Linked DNA regions of Homo sapiens: region 1 is linked to region 2. Evidence: chromatin contacts called from ENCODE Hi-C or POLR2A ChIA-PET data. All regions are on one chromosome and are shown on one strand. The core of a region is the stretch at or near the end of the contact, and the rest is flanking DNA. Distances in the headings are between cores, read along the strand shown.

Evidence for each region. Hi-C counts contacts between places; a loop is a spot of excess contacts on that map. ChIA-PET counts read pairs that join two places held with the same protein, here RNA polymerase II (POLR2A). Pooled maps may share reads with other maps.
Region 1: a loop to region 2 is called in a map of PC-9, with 6 times the contacts of the local background. The contact joins two enhancer-like sites. A Hi-C loop is called at or near these places in 9 of 168 maps with a recorded cell type or tissue (CD14-positive monocyte, Caco-2, Calu3 and 6 more) and 12 of 50 pooled maps. POLR2A ChIA-PET finds 5 or more read pairs at or near these places in 9 of 52 experiments (A673, Caco-2, HEK293 and 6 more).

Annotation. Positions count from the first base shown.
Region 1 is chr3:194,592,096-194,596,660 of GRCh38, reverse strand. All of the region lies in intron 9 of TMEM44 (transmembrane protein 44), which reads left to right. Among named protein-coding and RNA genes, the nearest start is that of TMEM44-AS1, 10 kb to the right of the region's middle. Within about 2 kb of position 1,865, at least 5 of the 41 ENCODE cell types and tissues checked have a DNase peak (open chromatin) inside an H3K27ac peak, as active enhancers do; they include PC-3 and PC-9, where a contact is called at or near this core.
Region 2 is chr3:194,535,023-194,539,722 of GRCh38, reverse strand. No RefSeq gene overlaps it. Among named protein-coding and RNA genes, the nearest start is that of TMEM44-AS1, 47 kb to the left of the region's middle. RefSeq lists enhancers at 2,409-2,703, 2,429-2,723 and a silencer at 2,429-2,723. Within about 2 kb of position 2,437, at least 19 of the 41 ENCODE cell types and tissues checked have a DNase peak (open chromatin) inside an H3K27ac peak, as active enhancers do; they include PC-3 and PC-9, where a contact is called at or near this core.

The DNA of each region.
Region 1 (4,565 bases), core at 616-3,115, 58 kb before region 2:
CGCCACCACGCCTGGCTAATTTTGTATTTTTAGTAGAGATGGGGTTTCTCCCTGTTGGTCAGGCTGGTCTTGAACTCCCGATCTCAGGTGATCTGCCCGCCTCAGCCTCCCAAAGGGCTGGGATTACAGGTGTGAGCCGCCGCACCCAGCACTGAGTCACTTCTTACACACAGAAAAGCTTCCATCAGGAAAACAGAAAAGTAAACCACCAGCAAAATGTGTGAATGAATCTTGGTAGCATAGCAGGGCAGGCTGCTGTCTGCGCAGAAACCACTCTGGAAAACTTCTGTACTCTTAGTCTCTAGAGGCATTTCCAATCCGCCTCCCCAAATCCAGGTAAGAGCCTCGTTACTTCCTCCTGGACTGGGGCAGGAGCTCCTGATTGCGATGCAGGCGCGCTCTGCCTCCTTTCATTTCCGTCCTGCAGGGAATACAGCAGGATTTTCCAACACTCGACCCCAGCCCGATGCTTCCCTGCTTGAGGCCTTCTGGGCGCCTTGCTGCTTACACTTTTAAGCCCAGGCTCCTAAGCCTGAGCTCCAGAACGCCTCCCCATCTGTGCCGTCTTTGCAGGTCCTTCCCCATGCACCCAGCCAGCTTTCTCTTCTCTGCGTTTCTCTGCCTATCTGTCTTCTCCTACCTTTCGCTGTCCTGTCTAAATCCCCCTTCCTCCAGGAAGCCTTTCATGATCCTGAGGAGGGCTGTCAGATATAGCAGGTAAGAAATACAGACCATCAGCCGGGTGCGGTGGCTCACGCTTGTAATCCCAGCACTTTGGGAGGCTGAGGCGGGCAGATCACAAGGTCAGGAGTTTGAGACCAGCCTGACCAACATGGTGAAATCCCATCTCTACTAAAAATACAAAAAATGAGCCTGGCATGGTGGCGCACGCCTGTAATCCCAGCTACTCAGGAGGCTGAGGCAGGAGAATCACCTGGACCCGGGAGGCGGAGGTTGCAGTGAGCTGAGATCACGCCATTGTACTCGAGCCTGGGCAACAGAGTGAGACTCCATCTCAAAAAAAAAAAAAAAAATAGAGAATGAGAACTGAAGCTGGTGTATGTCTGGCCAGTCTTAAAACTTTACAATCCATCCGAAGTCGAGCACCATCTCACCTCCCCAAGACTGTGGAGATGTCACTTCTCCCCAAAGGTAAGAGTAAAGAGTTGGACAAATGGTTTCTGAGGCCCCATCCAGCTTCCACAGTCTAAAATTTAAACCTAGAAAGTGACCCTATTTCCTCAGTAACTTAGACACATCCTAAACTCTTCCAGAATTAAAGAAACATTACTACATGCTATATAGACAAAGGCTATAGGATGCTTCTAGATTTCAGAAGCAAGGAAAAATGTGCTTTTAGACATGAGGCAAATTAAAATGCCGTATGCAGTGGTTTGAGGAGGTGATAGAATCATGTTTCTGAAGATGATTTTAAGGGCAAGTGGAAATGCTCATTGTATGTTAAAGGAGAAAAGCCATTTGCTTTTATTATATTATACATAATACATACATGTTTCAGAGGCATATTTAATCTTTGTAGAGGCCTTCTTCTAAGGATAGAATTTTGGTAGATCTTTGTTTTTTGAAAAATGTTCTATAATGAACACATTTGCTCTTGAAACAGGGAAAAGACTATATAATTTTATTTATTTTTAGGCTGGGGGGTTGAGGAGAGACCTCAGTTACAAAGATTTGGGTTAATTGTACTCCTTAGGCACACTATCATTAGCGGTTTATAAAGTAACTTTAAAAATACTGACTATTCCCACTAGAGGGCGCTCTTCCTAAATTTTAGATTGCCCATAACGCTGAAGATTTAAGCTTTGTAAAGGAAGTTTCAAGGTTTCATTTCAGCACAGCTGGGAGACTCGAGCCTATTTATTTGCTTGTTTGTTTGCTTGGCTTTAAATAAACTTTTTCGCTAAGTTAACTTTTTCAACCCTCCTTTATATCATCGGCATTTCTGTCTTTTCCAGAGTGTGTGGAACCATCAGTTTAGTAATTTGTATCCCTTCCAATTAATCTTTTTTTTTTTTTCAGTTTATGTTCCCTCAGCAGGATAGTGTTAGATGAAGAATGCTAAGGAATTATCACTAATTTTGTTAGGTATAATAATGGCATTGTGCTTAGGTTTTTTTTTTAAGTCCTTATCTATGAGATACATTTTGAAATATTTGTGGATGAAATGATTTACGCCTGGCTGGGAGCAGTGGCTCATGCCTGTAATCCTAGCACTTTGGGAGGCTGAGGCAAGCTGATCACTTGAGGCCAGGAGTTCGAGACCAGCCTGGCCAACATGGTGAAACCCCATCTCTACTAAAAATACAAAATTAGCTGGGCATGGTCCTGGGCGCCTGTAATCCCAGCTACTCAGGAGACTGAGGCAGGAGAATTGCTTGAACCTGGGAGGCAGAGATTGCAGTGAGCCGAGATCGTACCATTACACTCCAGCCTGTGACAAGAGTGAAACTCCATCATACACAGATAGATAGATATAGATAGATAGATAGATAGATAGATAGATAGATAGATAGATAGATAGAAAATTAGGCCAGGTGCTGTGGCTCATGCCTGTAATCCCAGCATTTTGGGTGGCCAGGGTGGGAGGATTGCTTGAGCTCAGGAGTTCAAGACCAGCCTGGGCACCATAGACCTCATCTCCACTAAAAAAATAAAATAAATGTCAGCCAGGCATGGTGGTACACACCTGTAGTCCCAGCTACTCAGGAGTCTGAGGCAGGAAGATCAGTTGAGCCCAGGAGATGGAGGCAGCAGTGGGCTATGACCATGCCACTGCACTACAGCCTGGGCGACAGAGCAAGCCCCTCTCTCAAAAAAATTAATTAATTGATTTTTTTTAATGAAAAATGTTAAGGAGTTGAACATGCTTTTGTTTTAATGTGATAATAACCCTAAATCCTGTGGACTGCTCGGACTGCCTGCTATTTAATTTAATAGACATTCCCAGATCAATGTAACAGATATTCATAGATTCTTAGCTCATGTCAGAAACATATGTTTCCCAGGCGCTGCAGGAGGTGCTGGAGTAACAAGGGCAGACGTGATGCCTGCCCTGCAAGAACTTGAGTCAGACATATTTGAGGTTTGGAGTGGAACCAACCATGCAGTAAACACTGACTACAAATGAATCTTGGCTGGTAGCAAATACCCCATATTTGCAAGGCAGGAATTTTATTGGCATCTCAGTTTTATGGGTTTGAGTTGAATCATCTCAGCCATGTGGTTAATAAATGGGAGATTTATTATTATTACTGCTACTCCTCCTAATAATAATAATAATTTCTACTAATAGTAATTTTTAAATCTTGATAGATTGTAATTTTTCCCAGGACGTGCAGCCCTTCATAATTATCATAACTATCTCATTGATCATTTAACTAAATTGTAACTGCTAGTAGCTGCTGCCTTCCTGCTTGCTGAAGTCACCTGTTCCTTTGCCCCCAACCATCTAAGGGCCTGTCTCCTGGCTCACTGAGCAGACAGGAGCTGGTCCTGAGCTCTGCTCTGCTGTGGGATGGTGGCAAAATCTGTCCAACACTTTTTCTGTCTCTCTTTTTATTCTGCAGCAGAAGTATTGGGAGGCCCTAAACTCGGAGCAGGTATGGACGATCATGCTCTTTCTCTTCCAGGAGGGACTTCCTATGGCTTGATTTCAGTTCCTGTTTTTGTTAGACCTTGTTAGATGGCTAGACCCATGACAAATTCCTTCAGTAAAAAAAGAATGTCAGGCCAGGCGCGGTGGCTCACACCTGTAATCCTAGCACTTTGGGAGGCCGAGGTGGGCGATCACCTGAGGTCAGGAGTTCAAGACCAGCCTGGCCAACATGGTGAAACCCTGTCTCTACTAAAGATACAAAATTAGCCGGGCATGGTGTCACATGCCTGTAATCCCAGCTACTCAGGGGCTGAGGCAAGTGAATCGCTTGAACCTGGGAGATGAAGGTTGCAGTGAGCCGAGATTGCACCATTGCACTCCAGCCTGGGCAACAAGAGTGAAACTCCATCTCAAAAAAAAAAAAGTCAAAATGAGAGGCAAGACTGAGGATGAATGGGATTTTCAGGGCTCTCTCAGGTCAGAGTTCTTTCTGCTTTGGGGGTATTCAGGTAAGCCCAAGTAATAGGGACTCCAAGAAGACGTGTAACCCAGTGAAGAAACATGGTTTGGAACAACAGTAGTAGTGGCCGGCATGGCTGCAGTAGCTGTTGCAATAAACAGTTCCAGACATTGTCATTCTGGGACCCTGGGCAGCTGGCTGCTGTCTCCATGCCACCCTTGCCTCCAAGTGACAGGCATGTTTTGTGACAACTACCTGTGCCTGTCATCTCCCAGGATTGTTTCTGATATGAAAATGGATCTTTTGCTCAGATTCTCTTCATGCCTGGTTTCCAGCAATGATTTTTTTTTTTTTTTTTTTGAGACGGAGTCTCGCTCTGTCGCCCAGGCCGGACTGCGGACTGCAGTGGTGCGATCTCGGCTCACTGCAAGCTCCGCCTCCTGGGTTCATGCCATTCTCCTGCCTCAGCCTCCCGAGTAGCTGGGACTA
Region 2 (4,700 bases), core at 1,188-3,687:
TCTAATTTCACAGCTAGGATACTGAGGATCAGAGAGGGGAAGTGATTTGTTCAAAGTCACACAGCAAGTGAGTGTTGAAGCTTTGACTAGAAGTCAGCAGTTGAGGCCTTTGGGTGAGGACACCTCCACCCCAGGGTCAGCGGGTACTTTTGCAGGTGTCTTTTCTTCACTACATGCAAGATATCAGGTGTTTTTCAAAGCATGATCTCCTGGGTCCTATTAAATGATCTATCACCCCCTCACACAAAGCCTTACACATAGATTGACTCAAGCAATGTTGTTCCAGTGAATGAATGATTAGAAATCAGGTTGTCCTTCTGCCTCAGTCACTACCCTTCTTCCCATCTCACCTCGATTTCAGAATAAGCCAGGGGGAGGACAGAAATGCCGAATCCCCTTGGCATTTAAGGTAACAGACTTCAATTTCTGCAATATCTCCTTTCCTAAATCGGGACATGGATAACATAGTCATTTATATACACCACACCTTGTTCTGAAAAGGCTTTAGTACCTCTAGGGTATATCAATTGCTAAAAATAATAATAATAATGCATTTCTCTTTATTGTGGGTGTCCTAATACTCCACAGAACTGGAATTGGCTATTACAGACTCCACTAATTAATTCATGGTATATCCTCAGGGGCTTGGGAGCTCATTATGTAAATAAATGCAAAATAGATGGCAAATTAGAATTTCTACCCCACAAACTTGTCACATTACAAAGATAAAATCAGAAAAGAGTAATCACTATTTATCCACTCAACAGGCCAGTTGAGCTAATAAGTTTTTTTTGCAGTTACATAGACATAAACCTCATGTGAATGCCAATTAGAAGACTCAAACCTTGCTATGGCAGGACGAAGGCCCTTGACCATGGGATCTGCAATGACCAGAGATGCAGAGCGTAACAGACACAATAATACACATGTGGCAGTTGGGAGTCCTTCATCCTCGGCTTGGTTCCATCACTGTCTTTCATTCTTTTTTTTTTTTTTTTGAGACAGTCTCACTCTGTCACCCAGGCTGGAGTGCAGTGGCACAATCTTGACTGACTGCAACCTCCACCTCCCAGGTTCAAGGATTCTCCTGCCTCAGCCTCCCAATTAGCTGGGACTACAGGTGTGTGCCACCACACCAGGCTAATTTTTGTATCTCTCTTTTTTGCTGTTGTTGTTGTTGAGACGGAGTTTCAGTCTTGTCACCCAGGCTGGAGTGCAATGGCATGATCTCGACTCACCGCAGCCTCCGCCTCCCAGGTTCAAGCGATTCTCCTGCTTCAGCCTCCCGAGTAGCTGGGATTACAGGCATGCACCAGCACGCCTGGCTAATTTTGTATTTTTAGTAGAGACAAGGTTTCTCTACGTTGGTCAGGCTAGTCTCGAACTCCTGACCTCAGGTGATCCGCCCGCCTCGGCCTCCCAAAGTGCGGGGATTACAGGTGTGAGCTACCGCGCCCGGCCAATTTTTGTATCTCTAGTAGAGACAGGGTTTCACCATACTAGCCAGGCTGGTCTCGGAATCCTGACCTTAAGTGATCTGCCTGCCACAGCCTCCCAGAGTGCTGGGATTACAGGCGTGAGCCACCACACCCGACCCCGTCACTGTCTTTCTAAGCCACTTCTCTTCTTGATCTGCTTCTTGATGGACTAAACAAGTGCTCTCGCAGCCTTGACTCTGAGCTTTTGGAATCTAAACTATTTCTGGCTGTGGCCCAGGCCTTACACAGCTTTGGTGGCTCCCCAGGCAAAGCAACCACCTGCTTGTCCCGAAGGCAGTCAGCATATATTTGTGAGCAGGAAGAGCATGGTCATAACTGGTCAAATTACTCCCCTGTGACTGGCAAGGGCTTTGGATTTTGTCCTCACCGCTTCCTCCAGTGTTTGAAATTCTGACTGCTGCACTCTTTGCTGGGTAAACTAATGAGTGTATTTGGCTGGGTGGCATTCACTTTCTCCATCACTTTCTACAAGCAGAGCAGAACCTTACTCGGAAAAGCATTTCTAAGAAGCTTCATATCTAAGCCTGTCTATCGGCTGGGCTGGGGGATCGATCATATATGTGAAGATAAGGCAAAGACCACGAAGTAGCCCATGTGGGGGAAAAGAAAGTCTGCCTTCTGACTTGGGCTTCTATATTTCTTCTTCCATTTCCTGAGCCCTTTTTATGAGCATGGCACTGTGCCAGGGCTGGCAGCCAGTCCTGGCCTGGGTAAATGACAGCATGAGGAGGCTGGTAGGAAGGTAGGTGTGCTGTATCCTTGGTGGAAGGGCGATTAACCTCTGGGCTAAGCCTCAGGGTCAGGCCACCAGGCCCCAGGAAGGGAGCTGTGCCTCCAGAGCAGGCATGCATGTTCTGTCTGGAACACACGAGTATGCAAGTTGCCAGAAAGGTCCCTGGACTCTGTTGTTGTAGGTAGGTTCTTTGCTAGGCAATGGGAATTTAGAGATGGATAAAGCATGATCTCAGCCCTCAAGGAGCTCACAGTGGCTGCTCATTCATAGGCATTCCCTCTAAGCATGAGAAGTCCCAGTGGAGTGGCTAAAATCAAGTTTCTGGACATGTGGAAGTAAGGACCAAATTCTGAATGCTCTCTGGGCCAGAAAAATGCTGTTCTACCAGGAGGGCCTGAAAAAGGCAGCTGGACTTTACCCCTTCCCAGTGCAAACAGTGGACTCTATTGCAGTAACCACTATCCTCTCTAACTAGCACAGGTTTATTAGAATGTTAGAAAATCATTATTTCCTTTTATACTTAACTTGCTGTTGACAGTGACTCTGCACATATTCTCTGGCTGCAGCCCTGAACCAAGAGAGGAAACAGTAGCCTTCAGGCACCTCTCCAGGCTTTAAAATTATAAAATGTATCATATTTAGAGAAAAGTATGTGTACAATCTAAAGATTAAATAACGAGGCCGGGTGCAGTGGCTCACACCTGTCATCTCAGCACTTTGGGAGGCTGAGGTGGAAAGATGGCTTAAAATCAGGAGTTTGAGACCAGCCTGGGCACCTTAATGAGACCACCAGCTCTACACACACACACACACACACACACACACACACACAACAACAACAACAATAACAACAACAACAAAACCAAACTAACAAACAAAACCATAAAATAAAACTAGCAGAGTGCAGTGGCACACACCTGTAGTCCCAGCTACTCAGGAGGCTAAGGCGGGAAGAGCTCAAGAGGCAGCAGTGAGTTGTGATCACGCCACTGCACTCCAGCCTGGGCAACAGAACAAGACCCTCTTTCAAAATAATAAAATAATAGGCCAGGCACAGTGGCTCACGCCTGTAATCCCAGGATTTTGGGAGGCCAAGGCAGGCAGATTACCTGAGGTCAGGAGTTTGAGACCAGCCTGGCCAACATGGTGAAACCCCATCTCTACTAAAAATACAAAAATCAGCCGGGTGTGGTGGCTCACTCCTGTAATCCCAGCTACTCGGGAGGCTGAGGTAGGAGAATTGCTTGAGCCTGGGAGATGGAGGTTGCAGTGAGCCGAGATCGTGCCACTGCACTCCAGCCTGGCCAACAGAGCGAGACTCTGTCTCAAAATAATAATAATAATAATGACAAACACCTATCACCCACTAGTACCTTGAGGCTCAGCTGTGTGCCTCCCTGCAATCTCTGCTTCCCTGGGCACCACATCCTCCCCAGGTACTACCTTTAATGTCAGTCGTTACTGTTTGCTTTATAGTTTTGCCCTCTATATGACATATCCCTAAACAATCTACTGGTTGGATTTGAATAACTGAGTGGCTAGCACAAAGCTAGCTGTGTAAGGAAAGAGCACTGTTGCCAGTATTACATGAGATTTCCTGGGAAAATAAGCTGAATAGAGTTGCTGGGTCATGGAAAACAAGCTGAATAGAGTTGCTGGGTTATAATGTAATTTCAACCTTCCTGAGTCTTTAAAAGCCTCTTCTGGAGAAGTCAGAGGACAAAATCATGATCAAAGAGCAAGGCATGGCGGCATGTGCCTGTAGTCCTAGCTACTCAGGAGGCTGAAATGGGAGGATCACTTGAACCCAGGAGTTCTGGTCCAGTCTGGGCAACATAGTGAGACCCCATTTCAAAACAAAAACAAGGCTGGGCACAGTGGCTCACGCCTGTAAGCCTTTGAGAGGCCGAGGCAGATGGATCACCTGAGGTCAGGAGTTTGAGACCAGCCTGGCTAACATGGTGAAACCCCGTTTCTACTAAAAATACAAAAAATTAGCCAGCTGTGGTGGCGTGTGTCTGTAATCCCAGCTACTCGGGAGGCTGAGGCAAGAGAATTGCTTGAACCCAGGAGGCGGAGGTTGGGGTGAGCAGAGATTGGCCATTGCACTCCAGCTTGAGCAACAAGAGCGGAACTCCGTCTCAAAAACGAAACAAAACAAGAAAACAAACCAGAACAAAACATGCATCTATCTTCCTAATTGGAGGGGAGAAAGCCAAAAAAAAAGAAAAAAACAATCGTACACAGGCGCAGATCTAGGATTTGTGGGGTCTGAAGATTATATAATTTGGAGGACCCTTTTGTAAGATTATAAGTTCAAAATTACAAATACTAAATTAGGTACAGGGCCTTGGGGAGGGCATATATGAATAAAGGGCTTCCGTTTCATTAGTTTCAGGTGGATAAGTCTCTAACCATGAGGGTTCACCTGTGTCTGGGCATCTGGCAGATCTGCAGGATGGGCCAGG